3 separate regions of the Homo sapiens genome follow, and all the other regions are linked to region 2. A link is a contact called in ENCODE Hi-C or POLR2A ChIA-PET data. All regions are on one chromosome and are shown on one strand. Each heading gives the region's core, a stretch centred on a gene start or an enhancer-like site at or near the end of the contact. The rest is flanking DNA. Distances are from core to core; before and after follow the strand shown. Region 1 holds the start of SRP72 (signal recognition particle 72). Region 2 holds the start of OCIAD1 (OCIA domain containing 1). Region 3 holds the start of AASDH (aminoadipate-semialdehyde dehydrogenase).

Region 1 (3,475 bases), core at 297-2,796, 7.6 Mb before region 2:
AAAAGCATTACCTATTTAATAAGGTTACTGACAATATGAAATGAATATTTTGGAAAAATCTTATAAAGTATAATACAAAGGCAATTTATCTTGCTGGCAACGTTTCCAAAAATCATTAAAATTTCCCCTTTTCAACTAAGATGACCAAAGTATAAGGAAGAACTCAGGTGGCAAGTTTCAACGCTAACAACTGTTCGGTGTTAAAATGACCAGGATCATAGTTACTCTTGCTCCTGTGCAACTACAGAAGTCCAATTCTCAAAGAATCACAAGAATTTCTACCAATTAAGAAAACATACTGGTAAACAAGTTGACAATCTTTGCTGATTAAAGAATTCCTGCAAAATACTATACTAAGTATACAGTACTGGTTGGAAGGCTAGAGTTAATTCAAACAAATTTAGGGATCAAATAATTCTAATTCGTAGCTATTTTCCTCAATGTCTGAAATCACCAAAAGTGCACTGTGGGCACAATCACTACTTTTCACGTTAACCCAGTACTAGAGTGTTGAAAATTACTTAGATAGCTTTGCATGTTACTGACACACCTTTTAGGTTACTGCTACTCTGAACAGCTAAGCCCTGCCTTGGTAATTACATTTCCAAATCTAACATGCACAGGCTGTATCTTCAGTAGAGAAGAACTGCGCACCACCGAGAACATTAAGCAGCATGGCCATATTCCAGGTATGTAGTAAGGAACAAAAGAATATGATGAATTAAACCTCACACCAAAGGCGGTAAAAACCGAAATCATCCCTTACAGGGCAAAAAAACAGGCCAAACTTTTCTTCCGACATTATTTCAAGTGTTGGTGCTTCCACACACATATTTCCTAACTTAATAACACTGAAGAGATCTCATCTATGGGAATGACAGGCCTGACATCCAGATCCAGCCCTTTCCTCTCGCCCCGTAGAACCCGTACAGCTTCCACCTGGTTAGCACCAGCCTCTAAACTACGTGTCCCAAGCAGGTTCCTCCCCCTTTAGCGGCCAAAGAGAACAAGCTCCCTCAGCAATAGAGTCCTGATCACTGCGCTCAAGACGAAGAAGAAAAGGAGGCACTTTGGAATATTTGTGAAATAAAGCAGCAAAGGAGTCAAATAAGAAAACAGTTTGAAATGGACTCCGGGAGCTGCGGTCTCTTTAAAACCTTCCCTCGCTTCCCGCGGAGGGTAAAAAGAGAAGTACACGTGGCTGTAAGCAACCAGGGACCCCAGGCTGGCCTGGTGAAGCCGAGGAGTGAGACCTGCGTCTTCCGGGCGCTAGGGCCCGAGCCGGGCGGACAATAGACGGGGGGGTTTCGGGGGTCTCCCCTTCCCGTGCCTCCCGCGCGAGGTGGTCTCGCGCGCCGGAAACAGGCCGCATCCTCCAGCCGGCCTGGGCCCGCCCCAGTGCCCACCCCGACACTTACTCTTATTGACGGTCTTGAGAGCGCGCGTGAAGTCGCCGTTCTGGCCATACCGGTTCACTTCACTCCACAGCGCAGGTACTGACACCCCCCCGCTGCCGCCGCTCGCCATCTTGGAGGAGACGAGGGGCGGGGCGGGGAGACCTCTGCCCCGGAACAGGATCTCCGAGGCAGCCAAGAGGAGGAGGAAGTCGATGATTGCTAAGCGTCGCCGAGTTGGGAGTGTCTTCAGCCCTAAGGCAGCATCAGAGATCATAATCTTCTGCTCTCGTGGCAAGAAATTTGTGCGGATAGAGTTGATACACCTCACTTGAAGTTGGCCTGGAGAAAAGAGGCGTCGGACTCCTGGACGGGGTTGGGAAACGGTCACCAGTTTCGGCTCAAAGCAGCCTGTTTCCAGGAGACCGCCATGGTCGAGGCAGCGTCCTGGTCCCACGGTGCGGGGCCGGACGATCATTTATGGGATATAAATAAAAGGACTATGAGGTGGTAAATAAAAGACTACCAACTAGAAGCCATAGGGAGTCATTTGAAGGAGAAATAGGCACGGCTCATCTGTGGTTGAGGGAAAGGGATCTTGAAAGATGATTAGGAGAACTTGGGTTCTGGGGAAAGTGCGGGAAGACATTCTGGCAGAGAAGCAAACGTGAGGAAAGGTAAGAAGGCAAGAATCTCCCATTACAAAGGGTTTGGTGAAACCCTTTGCCTGTCCTTTTCGCTCCCTTCGGGAGCAGTCGGCAATAAGCTGGAAGGGTAATGGGGTGAAAATGCCCGTGGTCAGTTCCCTGGCTCTGCGACTCACTAGATGTCTGACAATAAACAAGTTACTTAGCTTCTGGGAGTCTGTTTTCCCGATTGTGAAATGGGGATACTATATTTGTTCTAGAGATATAAAATATTAGGGTTTGCTTGCGACCGTTAATATCAAGATGTGTTCAGATGTACGAAGGGAATGGATATCTGTTGGGTACACTTGATGTGAGTGATTTTTTTTTTTTTTTGAGACGGGGATCTTGCCGTGTTGCCCAAGCTGGTCTGGAACTCCTGGGCTCAAGCAATCCTCCCACCACAGCCTCCCCAAGTGCTGGGATTACAGGCATGAGCCACCACACCAAGACGATGTGAGTGATTCACTTGATGTGAATGTTGTATTTCATTGAATGGCCTGCTCTTCAGACTCATATCTCGTCATGACCTTTACAACTTCTACTACTTCCTGTGTCCCTCAGGAACCTAGCTTTTTTTTTTTTTTTTTTTTTTTTTTTTTGAGACGTAGTCTAGCTCTGTGACCCAGGATGAACCTCACTGCAATCTCCACCTCCTGGGTTAAAGCGATTCTTTTGCCTCAGCCTCCCAAGTAGCATGAGCCACCACGCCCGGTTAATTTTTGAATTTTTAGTAGAGATGGGGTTTCACTGTGTTGGCCAAGCTGGTCTCAAACTCCTGACCTCAAGTGATCCGCCCTCTCTCAGCCTCCCAAAGTACAGGGATTACAGGCGTAAGCCACCGTGCCCGGCCTTGCTAACTACTTTTTGTCTTTCAGTCTTTCTGGTTATACGTTGAAAGTTACTTTGAGGAAACATTTGATCTTGCAGACTGGGCAGCCTTCTGGTTGCATCCTCTTAGAACAGGGGTCCCCAACCCTTGTACTGGTCTGCAGCCTGTTAGGAACCGGGCGGCACAGCAGTAGGTGATCGGTGGGCCAGTGAGCAGTACCGCCTGAGCTCCTGTCAGATCAGCTGTGATATTAGCTTCTCACAGCTCAAACCCTATTGTGAACTGGGAATGTGAAGGATCTAGGTTGCTCACTCCTTAAGAGAATCTAATGGGAAATGTAATGAGCTTGAATCATACTGAAACCAGCTGTCCAACTCCTGTGGAAAGATTGTCTTCCCTGAAACCGGTCCCTGGTGCCAAAAAGGTTGGGAGACTCCCTATAGGACTCCACTTCTGAGCACTGATAATTAAGGGTTATCTCACTCTGTATGGACTATAGTTCTGAGGCCAAGGAACCATATTTACCTTGCTCACTGCAGTATCCCTAGGATCTAGCATACTGC
Region 2 (3,379 bases), core at 75-2,574:
CAGGTTAAGTCCCTTAATTGAAAAAGCATATGCGTTTTATAAGTTTATAATTTTTTTTACTATCAAGATATCAATAAAATAACAGACATATTTTTTCCTCCTGGAAGTGGGTTCTTTCACATCCTATGTTTTGGTCGTTTCTCGAATCTATGCCCAATGATTAGGATAATTCCCCAAAATAGAAGAGAAAAAAAATTTCAAGTCATTTCTGAGCTTCCATATTAAAAAATGAAATAATCATCAGAAACATTCAACCTCTCCCACAAAGGAGCACTCCAAAATTATGGAATAACAAAGACGACATATCCTTCTCCCTGTGAGGTAAAACTAACAGCAAATTCTGTATCTCCAAATTTCCTTCCACCCCAAGAATATAAGAAAAAAATGCATAAAATTCCAAGAATATACATTTTTTATTTGGTTCTTTTTTTAAAAACTCATATATTGGGACTCAGACCAACAGATCAAGTAACCGTATTTTACAGAACGTTTACGTGGGATCATGATTATTCTCATTTTAAAAACAATTTGCATGGAAACAGGAAATGGCATACACAATGAGGACAGCAACTGAGCCCTTCCATAATTCATTCAGTCAATAAGCCATGAAGGCCTACTACATGCCAACCCCTTAATTAGAGAAAAGAAATAAAAAAGGTCAGCTGAATTCATGGATGGATGGAGCCTGCTGAATAAACTACCTTTACCCTACAACCGTATGAGAAAAAATGAAACCCTCTTATTTCCCATAACGGCATCCTTCCTAGAAACACCAGGAAGACTGTCAGGGCTGACACGGCGCTTAAGACAATACCATTTTAAGTTCTTTACACAAAACAACGCTGGATTAAAGCCTAAGCGGCCTACAACCGCTGATTACCGCACTCCATCCTCCACCCAGTGTCCGTCTCCCACCTGCCGTTACAGACTGAGCAGCAACCCCACACGCATCCGTGACCACGAACTTCCCCAGCTCACACCCCCAGAAGCACTCCGTCGCCTCCCGCAGTCACCGGCACTCAGGAGGCCGAGACCCGAGCGCGATCTGTCCACCCTCACAGGCAGGAAAATGGCGGAAGGTGCGAAAGTCGTGGATGGCCGCAAAGGTGGTGAGGGGATACGCGGAGGGCAACAACGGGGCTGTTTGCGTCACCTCACCCACCTCCCGACGACAGCAGCAGGCGACTGCAAGGAAAACCAAGCGATCAGGGGCAGAAGGCCCGGAGGGTGGACTCGAGAGGGGGCAGGGAGGGAGAAAAGTGCAAGGTACCGCGGGGAGGGGGAGGGGTAGAACAGCCGCAAGAAGTCATCCAGACAGGGGCTCAAAATGACCGCGACCCGGAGGCACTGTATACTTACGGCAGGAAATGACGTCAGACCTCACTGCGGGTCTGAGAGCCAGCAGCCTAGGAATAGACGCATGCGTATACTCGTCCCTTTGCCCTTTCAGGCAGCTGCGGCCACGAGCCGCACTGCGACTGCGCAGGCGACAGCGGCGGACCAAGAACCCTGCCCCGCCCCTTCCCTGGATGGCGGGGAAGGGGGTTGGGAGTAGGCTTGACTTTGGGCTGTTGTGATGCACCTCTCTGGTCTTCTCGTGGCGGCTGGCGGGAACGTTCCGGAACCCTCTGTTGTCCCTCTTTTGAGAGCGACTTTATAAATTATCTCTTTTATGAGATAATTTCATTCTTTGAGCCTGTAGGCTAAGTAGTAGAAAGTAATTTTTAAGCATGCATACCTGGTTATTTGTCACACCCTCTTGATCCAAGTTTCCAACAAGTTCTACAACCTCTGGCAGGGTACCGTGATCTCTCTGAGGCTACGGTTTTTCTCACCTGAAAAGTGGAATTACATATAGGGTTGTTAGAATTAAAACAACACATCACTGTCTATTAATGAGGGGGCTCACGACTTCTACACATCAGACATGGTGCTGCCACACCCAGCCAATCAGCATTTTACTCATTTTCATACATTCCTTCCTGAAGTATTTATTAGTGCCATGTACTGCAAGTTATTAGTGACTAAACAGTGGGCAAATCCAGTCCTACTATTTGTCAACCCCTCAAAGCCTCTCAGGTTTCTCATCTCTTTCTGAGCCCCTTTGCCACTTTATCATTTAACATTTATTCTCCCGAAGACATACTTAAGGGAGACAGTCACGTGAAACGAATCCAACGCTGTGTTTCCTTCCTTGGAGTCTTTTGATAGCTCCAGTCATGCACCGAATATAAGGCCCATCATGGCCTGGTGGTGCCTGTGCCTTTTGAGCGTCACTTTCTTCTATTTCAGGGTTCACTAACAAGAAACAGCCTGGAGGTCTTTGCCCTCAGTGTTCTCTGTGCACTGTTTCCCCAGTACAACTCTACTCCCTGCTTTGTCAATTCTAACGATATTTCAAAATTCTGCTTTTACATCACCACCTTTGTGATGCCTTCCCTGAAATACACCCCAGAGAAGTAATCACTCTTCCTTCTTAGTCCTTAGCTTGTCCATACTGCTGTCACTGCAATGTACTTTTGCACTGAATAGTGATCTTTTTTACTTACGTCTGTCTCTGTTACAGAGCTCCTTTAGGACAGAGATGTTGGCTTGTAAGTCTTTATAGAACCAAATAAATCCCTGAGATAATCAGTATTAGTAACTAATACTCATTTTGTTCCTGGGACAAGCTAATTTACTTCTGGGCCCAGGGCTTGTGCAATTGCTGTTCCCTCTTCTAGACCACTGTTCTTCCAGATGTTCAACGTGGCTTTTTGTCTGAGACTTCAGTTGATGTCACCACATCAGAGAGGCATTCCTTGACCACCCAATTAACATGGCACCCCAGTCACTCTCCATGTTACCTTGCTTATTGTTTTCATAGTATTTGTTATGGTCTAAAACAATGATTTGTTTGTGTATTGTCTCTCTTCACTAAAAAGGTCTATGACAGTAGGAGCCGTATTTGCCTAGCATCAGTGATTGGCACATGATCATATGAAGCCAACAAATATTTCTTAAATGAATTTGTTGAATGCATTTTTATAGGAGAAAAAACAAAAATAAGAAAATTAAAAGACATTCTAGAAGAAACAAAAATAAAAAAATTAGAAGACATTCTAGGTGGTGAGCTTTATGTTAAAGCAAAGTTTTTTGTTGTTTTTTTTTTTAGGACAGGGCCTTGCTCTATTGTCTAGACCGTAGTACAGTGGTGCCATCTCGGCTCACTGCAACCTTCGCCTCCCAGATTCAAGCAATTCTTGTGCCTCAGCCTCCTGAGTAGCTGGGACCACAGGTGTGCACCACCACGCCCAGCTAATTTTTTTATTTGTAGAAGAGACAGAGTTTCACTACTTTACCAGCCTGGTCTCCAATTCCTGGCCTCAAGTGATCTGCC
Region 3 (3,280 bases), core at 348-2,847, 7.6 Mb before region 2:
CATACCGCAGCCTCCATACCCCTCCTCTCCCACTTGATTTTCAACAAACGTCCCATGGGCTCAACAGCTTCCAATCAACTTTTAAATATACCCCCACTTACATATGAGCAGATAAGGACCACCAGACATCCTAGGAAAGCCTCTAATGTGAAAGATAGAGCACAAAATCAACAGAAGAAAAAAAAAGGAAACTTGAGGGAAATAGATACTGCAAGGGAAGAAAAACTTTAAAAAAGGTATCATTAATATCAGAGAGTTGGATGATGATACTGGAATAATAAAACATCATTTTGGCAGCAATTCAGAGTCAATCAGAGGCAAACAAAACTGAAAACGTTTTAGGAAAAAGCTGACCAAGAAGACCTGAACTAAAGTAGCAGTAATGGCGATGAACATGACACTTAAAAAACGCAGGTTCTAGGCCCCTCACTAGAAAACTAGGGGATGAACCTCCGGGGATGGAGTCCAGGAATTTGGAATCTTCTAAAACATCACCACCGGCAATTCTGATGTAGCCAGCTGGGTGCTGGTCTCAAGACTGAGAACTAGAGGACATAGGGTCTAATCGGATGTAAGAGGTTAAGAAAGTGGGAAGGTTGATAACTGTCTGGCTGGGTGGATGATGGTGTCATCCCAACGTAGAAACATAGAAACATAGACAAGATACACTTTTGCCCACTTCCAACCTAAATACATAAATAAGGCTGTGTTAGTTTGAGTAGTCCATGGTACATCTTGGAAAAGTATAGTTGGCATGTGGAGATATTTTTTGCTTAGATTAGAAGCACAGTTTCTTGTCACCAACAACTACGGCTGCGAGAGCGTCCTATGCTTTTTTCTCACGTACTGTTTTGATGCAGAGCTGTCTTCGCAGTCCCTCCCCCGGCTAAAACCCCCCAAACAAAAAAATCCCGATTATTCTGCCACCAGACAGTAGCTTTAAAACACCTCTGTTATTGCCCTTGACGCTTATTGTAATAATTGACATGTCTCCAACTGTAACAATTCCCTTGGAAACAGAAAGTTCTATTCAGGCATATAGTTTACAAAACTCCACCTCGGACCTGCTTTAATTTCTTTACAGGTCCTACTAAATGCTCCTGTCAAATTCCTTAGTTATCGTTTCAATCTGCTTCCCAATTAAAATGTCAGCATCATGATGACAGGAACGTCGTTTGCAGGCGTCACTGCTGCAGCCATATCTCCAGCACGTTTCCAGAAAATGTCATTGGTTGAAAGCAATAACTCTCCTATTTCACAATGATTTCATCTCTCTTCACATCAACCCTAGGTGATGTTTTTATTCTCACCTTATGAACGAGAATACTGCGGCTCAAAATTCAAGAGTCTTGCCCAGAGTTTTTTGGCAAGTACGAAAGGGTTATGGCTCCAAACTGGTTAGCTCCGAAGTCCTTGCAAACCCTGTCCGAGACCATGCGCGACCCCAAGGAGCGCCTGAGCAGATAACCAAAAGTGAAAAAGCCTATAGACCTCTTCACTCAAGTTAGCGCCTCGGCTTCAGGAGAGGCAGCGCCAGCTCCACGCAGCCGGCCCGGGGTCGCTCGCACTGACGTCACGTAGCGACGCGGAAGATTTACGTATGGTGCCTCGCTCTGGGATAGCTTTACGGCTTCTGGGAGCTGCTGCTTCGCTGTGAGAAGTATCCGCGACGAGCTATCCGGGAAAGGGCCGAATGCGATCAAACCTAATCCGCGAGACTTGCTAAGTGAGTCGCGGCAGGGCGCGGTGTCCGGCGGGGGTCTGTGTGAAGGAGGCGAAGTGCCGCTAGGCCTGAGCCTGCTTCCACATACATTTGCTCAGCTTCAGGACCACTGCCTGACCTCGGATTTGATACATCGGGGTCTGGCGTGCTGGTGTGGTGCAGACTAACCCTGACCTGTGTGTACACTCCTGCGTCACTAGCCTCCGCCCCTCCATTCAAATGGAAATAAGTGTGCTCCGCGCTCAGCTACCCCCTAGAGTGGTTTCGAAGAGCAATGAAGAAATGTTTAGGAAGCTGTAAATTGCATTGTTACTCGTTGCATACCGTAAATTTAGAAGCCGGGGAATTGGGAAAATAAAGTTTCTAGATTATTTATCCATTTTTAAAACAGCCAGTGGCCTAGAGAGAGGCCCCATAGCAATTGAATTTGCTGACACTCTTAAGATCTTTGTTGACTAAATAGCAGCTTCTACAGTTGTAGCAAGTAAATTTATTCCTTTTACATGTAAAATCTGCTTACCAGAGTTTGCTTTTTTTTTTCCTTTTTTTTTTTTTTTTTTTTTTTGAGACGGAGTCTCGCTCTGTCGCCCAGGCCGGACTGCGGACTGCAGTGGCGCAATCTCGGCTCACTGCAAGCTCCGCTTCCCGGGTTGACGCCATTCTCCTGCCTCAGCCTCCCGAGTAGCTGGGACTACAGGCGCCCGCCACCGCGCCCGGCTAATTTTTTGTATTTTTAGTAGAGACGGGGTTTCACCTTGTTAGCCAGGATGGTCTCGATCTCCTGACCTCATGATCCACCCGCCTCGGCCTCCCAAAGTGCTGGGATTACAGGCGTGAGCCACCGCGCCCGGCCTTTTTTTCCTTTTTAAGGTCTCAAACATTTGGGCATTAATAAGTTTAGTATTCTCTACTGCAGAGAATGTTATTTGTGATTCAATGAATGAAAATGAAAACCTGAGACAAGAAGAATGGATTTTACCTTAAATGTCTGTAGCAACCATTGGGAAAATGGAAAGAAACATCTTAATTATCGTATAGATGTGTAGGTACCCTTCTGCGCTACCTGTATGTTGCGAAATGAACTCATTCCTCATAATTTAAGCGCCTGCTGCAGAAAGCCTCCCTTATATTTACATAATGATCATTGTATGTCTGAGGAAAGCTTAAAATTGTATCTTGTGCATTAAAAAGAGCTAATATTTATAGAAATGCCTACTAAAAATAAATAATGTAAGTACTAAAGTTGCCTTATATGTTTAAACTGTATATTTAGAAATCACAGCATTTTCAAACTTATGGGTCTTGGCAGTTATTGGTTCATTTTACTCTCTTTAGGATTTCTTTTTCCTAATTGATGTTAATTAGTTGATATAAATGAAAATTTTGAGTCAGGAAATCAATTCAAATAGGTGTGAATAAATTAAAAAAAAAAAAAGAAAGAAAAGAAAACTTGACTCGGCCGGGCGCGGTGGCTCCGCCTGTAATCCTAACATTTTGGGAGGCCAAGGTAGGTGGATCACTTAGGTCAGGAGTTCAAAACCAACCTGGCCAACATGG

What was found. A loop is a pair of places that touch in the nucleus more often than their neighbours do. ChIA-PET counts read pairs that join two places held with the same protein, here RNA polymerase II (POLR2A). Pooled maps may share reads with other maps.
Region 1: a map of psoas muscle shows a loop between it and region 2 (9-fold over the local background). The contact joins the promoter of SRP72 here to the promoter of OCIAD1 in region 2. A Hi-C loop is called at or near these places in 1 of 168 maps with a recorded cell type or tissue (psoas muscle) and 4 of 50 pooled maps.
Region 3: a loop to region 2 is called in a pooled map, with 13 times the contacts of the local background. The contact joins the promoter of AASDH here to the promoter of OCIAD1 in region 2. A Hi-C loop is called at or near these places in 4 of 50 pooled maps. POLR2A ChIA-PET finds 5 or more read pairs at or near these places in 2 of 52 experiments (CD8-positive, alpha-beta memory T cell and activated naive CD4-positive, alpha-beta T cell).

The regions. Positions count from the first base shown.
Region 1 is chr4:56,465,688-56,469,162 of GRCh38, reverse strand. It overlaps SRP72 (signal recognition particle 72), which reads right to left and starts at 1,546. Exons shown (of 19, transcript NM_006947.4): 1 at 1,419-1,546. The coding sequence starts at 1,527. LOC124900706 (a long non-coding RNA gene) reads left to right here and starts at 1,605. Exons shown (of 2, transcript XR_007058126.1): 1 at 1,605-2,071. RefSeq lists an enhancer at 1,492-1,701.
Region 2 is chr4:48,829,033-48,832,411 of GRCh38, reverse strand. OCIAD1 (OCIA domain containing 1) reads right to left here and starts at 1,324. Exons shown (of 9, transcript NM_017830.4): 1 at 1,163-1,324. RefSeq lists enhancers at 408-970, 971-1,534, 1,377-1,756.
Region 3 is chr4:56,385,808-56,389,087 of GRCh38, reverse strand. It overlaps AASDH (aminoadipate-semialdehyde dehydrogenase), which reads left to right and starts at 1,597. Exons shown (of 15, transcript NM_181806.4): 1 at 1,597-1,726. RefSeq lists enhancers at 1,253-1,302, 1,165-1,671, 1,333-1,702, 1,672-2,179.